Linked DNA regions of Homo sapiens: region 1 is linked to region 2. Evidence: read pairs that join two places in POLR2A ChIA-PET (ENCODE). Cell type or tissue: Panc1. All regions are shown on one strand.

The links. ChIA-PET counts read pairs that join two places held together with the same protein. Peaks named below come from ENCODE experiments on the same cell type or tissue, not always from the same donor. Only the 100,000 strongest peaks of a DNase experiment are listed, where the experiment ranks them.
Region 1: POLR2A ChIA-PET joins it to region 2 with 9 read pairs; 2 of 35 experiments call an interaction of 5 or more read pairs at or near these places.

Annotation. Positions count from the first base shown.
Region 1 is chr11:65,491,447-65,493,946 of GRCh38, forward strand. No RefSeq gene overlaps it. Among named protein-coding and RNA genes, the nearest start is that of LINC02736, 4.6 kb to the left of the region's middle. RefSeq lists silencers at 216-717, 2,412-2,500, enhancers at 392-686, 1,523-2,033, 2,034-2,500, 2,037-2,166, 2,412-2,500 and a cis regulatory region at 2,445-2,500. In Panc1, no CTCF peak of the experiment used is centred here; no DNase peak of the experiment used is centred here; H3K27ac peaks cover 2,500 bases.
Region 2 is chr11:66,379,704-66,382,203 of GRCh38, forward strand. No RefSeq gene overlaps it. Among named protein-coding and RNA genes, the nearest start is that of SLC29A2, 9.2 kb to the left of the region's middle. In Panc1, no CTCF peak of the experiment used is centred here; no DNase peak of the experiment used is centred here.

The DNA of each region.
Region 1 (2,500 bases), 890 kb before region 2:
GGATTTTCAGGATTGGAAGAAAAATCTCAAGTTTTCTTGACCAGCTTCTTCGCAATGCAGGGATACTGCGGAACCCTAGGAAGGTCACCCAGCTTCCAGAGGATACCTGTGGGAATGGGAACTTGCTACCTAGAGGTTTATTCCACTCAAACACTGGGTGGCTCTGATCCACTATTACCAGTTCAGGAGAAGGCCCTGTCATTCTGCGGGCTTCTGTTTTAATCCGGCATTGTTGAGAAACACACCCCGACAAAGTGCCTGAAACCTTGTGGCCGCTACCCCCTTGTCCCAGGAGATGTGTGTCTGTGGGATGTGGGCCACACTTGCATGAGGAAGAATGAATATACGTGTGTGTGTGTGTGTGTGTGTGTGAGCATGCTCATGGAGGATGTTTAATCAGCTTCATGCTGGGTGTGCCAGGCCAATACAAACATCTGCCAGGGACCTGAAGCATGACTGAAAAGATCAGGGACACAAGAACGCGGCTGCGACTCCCTGAGAGCTTCATTGTTCCTTCAGGCCACTTGGGAAGGTTCACTCAGCAGGCGTCTCCCGCGGTGACTCATCATGGGGCAAGGACAGCAAGGGCTGAGCCGGGCTCACTACCCTGCACTGGGCAGGGGGCGGGTAGGAGGTAGAGGGGTGAATGCTCCATCAGAGCTGCATGGAAACCACAGGTGGCCTCTGGGTTTTCTCCCCTGTCTCTGTGGATGGCAGTTGGTTCAGAAGTTCTGAACAGACCTCCAGAGCAAAGCAGTTCCCAGTTTCCCACGCAGTACAGCTAGCTCAGTCCCATTCCACTCCATCCTGATGGGCATTCGAATTTACGTCAAGTCTAAATCCGTTCTGTTCCTGTGGAATGATCTGTTCCTGTGGAATGATCTGTTCCTGTGGGAGCTTTTCAGTATTCTGGTTGTGTGTGTGTGTGTGTGTGTGTGTGTTATAAATTCCAAAAAAGATACTATTCCAATGTATTCATTGAGTCATTACTCAGTAGACACACATGGAGCTTCTACTGTGTGCCAGGCTCTAGTGATCTGGCAAATGACAGCTCTTTGCCTCAGTTTCCTCATCCGTCTAAGGGGAAAGCAACACCACCTCCCCCACAGGGCTGTTGTGAGGCACAGCACTCAATACACGTTACAGAAAATAAAGATGCACATGGAGTGGATAGACGGTTCTACAGACGCAGCCCCCAGGAAGGCATGGGGGACAGCCCAGTTGTGCCCCTCGATGTCAATCTGTCCTCCTACAGCCCACAGTGCTACAGCTGGGCTGCCACAGCCAGGCCTTTCGGGAGGATCCACCAATAGGCTTCAGGGCCCAGGGCCAAGTACATTACGCAGCAAATAGACCAAGGAAGGAACTAGGAGCCTGGAACTCTCAGGCAGGGGGTGGGGAATTGCTTTCTTAAGACACTTTCTCCTAAGAAAGAACAACAACAACAAAAAAGACACTTTCTCCTTTATTCCCCTCCCCGAAAGAGGATTCTATCTAACAAGGAATGCTTGCTAGAAGTAGAGGTGGGTACATTTAGAAGATGTTTTCTTGTCTCAGGAAGAGAGAATCTGTTTCCCCTACCCTCCTGCCCTGGTGATTCAGGGCTGTGATGGAAGAGGCCCCAGCTGCCTCTTCCGCATATCATTTTGGGAAGGTCAATGACACAGCCACTTCTAGTTTCTGTAACTCATTCTTGCTGGAATTGCCCTCAGCTCTCTGTGAAGTGACAGGCCTGTCTGCTGGGTTTCAAGGGATAATTTTACATGTTCTACAGGGTAAATTATTAGCTGTCCAAAACCCCCTAGAAAACAATGCTCTGTCTTCCATATCATAGAGCTCTGAGCTGCATCATCTCTGTAGGTTTTTTCCTGCTGTGGGGGCGGTCACAGTAGGTGAGGGAGCCTAAGTTTGTGCAGCAGCTACGGAAGGTCACATTGTTCCAGAAATCGGCTCTGGGAAGGTGGGCAGCCAGGGGATGGGATTGGGAACTGCAAATTCCTAAAATCTTTAGAAAACAAGAAAGTTTGGGCTGGGTGTGGTGGTTCATGCCTGTAATCCCAGCACTTTTGGAGGCAGAGACAGGCGGATCACTTAAGGTCAGGAGTTTCAGACCAGCCTAGCCAACATGGTAAAACCCTGTCTCTACTAAAAATATGAAAACTAGCCGGGCATGGTGGCAGGCACTTGCAATCCCAGCTACTTGGGAGGCTGAAGCAGGAGAATCACCTGAACCCGGAAGGCAGAGGTTACAGTAAGCTGAGATCCCGTCACTGCACTCTAGCCTGGGTGACAAGAGCAAAAAACTGTCTCAAGGAAAAAAAAAAAAACAAAAACCAAGAAAGTTGTTTTCTTGGGACTGTCTTTGCCCTTCATTTCTGACCTGCATTTCTAGAGAGCTCTAGAAATGCAGAATTAAAGAAAAAATTACAGGATTAGATAAAATCAAAGGAGGCCTGGGAGGAATCCAGGTGCCATGAAGACTCAGCCACTGCGGCCTCTG
Region 2 (2,500 bases):
GAGACCAGCCTGACCAACATGGAGAAACCCCGTCTCTACTAAAAATACAAAAAAATTAGCTGGGCGTGGTGGCGCATGCCTGTAATCTCAGCTACTCGGGAGGCTGAGGTAGGAGAATCGCTTGAATGCAGGAGGCGGAGGTTGCGGTGAGCCAAGATCGCGCCATTGCACTCCAGCCTGGGCAACAAGAGCAAAACTCTGTCTCAAAAAAAAAAAAAAAAAAAAAAAAAGATTGACTTTTGAATATTAACCTGTATCCTCCAGCCTTGGTATAATTGCTTATTATTTCCAAAGCTTTTTTGATTCTTTCAGGTTTTCTACCTAGGAAATTATGTCATTAGCAAACAAAGACAGTTTTATTTCTTCTTTCCCCATCTGTATGCCTTTTATTTCCTTTTATTAACTTATTGTGTTGGCTAAAACTTCCAGTAGGATGTTGAAAAGCAGTGGTGAGAGGGGACATTCTTGCCTTGTCCCTGATCTTACCAGAAAAGCTTCAAGTTTGTCGCTATAAAGTATATAGTTAGCTGTAGTTTTTTTGTGGATGCTCTTCATCAAGTTGCTTTCTAACCCACAAAATGTCTATTTCCCATGATTCAACCTAATAACAACGTGGGAAAACATTCATTGATTTGTAGTATTTTGTGAACATTCTTGATGGCCAAGTATTGTCGATGAACAATGCAGTAACTTGCTGAGTGGGCGGGTCACGAGGTGAGGAGATCAAGACAATCCTGGCCAACATGGTGATACCCCGTCTCTACTAAAAATACAAAAGTTAGCCAGGCGTGGCAGCACATACGTGCCTGTAATCCCAGCTACTCAGGAAGCTGAGGCAGGAGAATTGCTTGAACCTGGGAGGGGGAGGTTGCAGTGAGCAGAGATTGCACCACTGCACTCCAGCCTGGCTACAGAGCTAGACTCTGTCTCAAAAAATAATAATAATAATAATAGAAATAAAAACCAAACAAGCAAAAACAAGACAAAATAAAAACCAACCCTCTTTGCCACTGCTGGAAGCGGTTGGCTGCATCACACCAACTCTTAACTCTGAACATTGGTAATTTAAGAGGAAACTATTCAGCATGTATGGGAAGTAATTAGGGTTGAAATATCATGATACTTGGTTTTTACTTTATATATTATATGTACTTTATATGTAATTATGTATTATTATGTTTTTTCATATAGATGGAAAAATGTTGCAAAATATCAACAATTGCCACCTAGGTTGTGGGTTTACGAGTGTTCATTGTGCTATTCTATCTTTCTGTGGATTCAAAGCTTTCTATGAAAAAAAGTTTAAAAAGTAAGAATTTCTCTTACTTTTCCTATTTAACCATTCGTCAGAAAGTGTTTTTTTTTTGTTTTTTGTTTTTGTTTTTTTTTTGAAACTTAGTCTCGCTCTGTCTCCCAGGCTGGAGTGCAACGGCGCGATCTGGGCTCACTGCAAGCTCCGCCTCCCGGGTTGACGCCATTCTCCTGCCTCAGCCTCCCGAGAAGCTGGGACTACAGGCGCCCGCCACCACCAGGCGCCCGGCTAATATTCTGTATTTTGTTTAGTAGAGACGGGGTTTCACCGTGTTAGCCAGGATGGTCTCAATTTCCTGACCTCGTGATCCACCTGCCTTGGCCTCCCAAAGTGCTGGAAAGAAAGATGTTTTTATATGTTCCCTAGCATTTTTTTTGAGATGGAGTTTTGCTCTTGTTGCCCAGGCTGGAGTGCAATGCTGTGATCTCAGCTCACCACAACCTCCACCTCCTGGGTTCAAGCGATTCTCCTGCCTCAGTCTCCCAGGTAGCTGGAGTTACAGGCATGCGCCACCACGCCCAGCTAATTTTGTATTTTTAGTAGAGACGGGGTTTCTCCATGTTGGTCAGGCTGGTCTCAAACTCCCGACCTCAGGTGATCTGCCCACCTCGGCCTCCCAAAGTACTGGGATTACAGGCGTGAGCCACCGTGCCTGGCCTTCTCCGGCATTTTAGTTGCACTATACCGGGAGCAGTTTCTCTGAATCATATTGCCTGACTCCTTAAACTTGTTTTTGTTTAATAACGTTGTTCATTGTATAGCTAAACCATAATGTTTTAAAGTAGTCCCCTATTGGCTGGGTGTAGTGGCTCACGCCTGTAATTCCAGTACTTTGGGAGGCCAAGATGGGAGGATCTCTTGAGACCAGGAGTTCGAGACCAGTCTGGTCAACATAGTGTGACCTCATCTCTTAAAAAAAAGAAAAAATGGCCGGGCGCGGTGGCTCATGCCTGTAATCCCAGCACTTTGGGAGGTCGAGGCGGGCGGATCACGAGGTCAGGAGATCGAGACCATCCTGGCTAACATGGTGAAATCCCGTCTCTACTAAAAATACAAAAAAAATTAGCAGGGCGTGGTGACTGGGGCCTGTAGTCCCAGCTACTTGGGCGGCTGAGGCAGGAGAATGGCGGGAACCCAGGAGGCGGAGCTTGCAGTGAGCCGAGATCACGCCACTGCACTCCAGCCTGG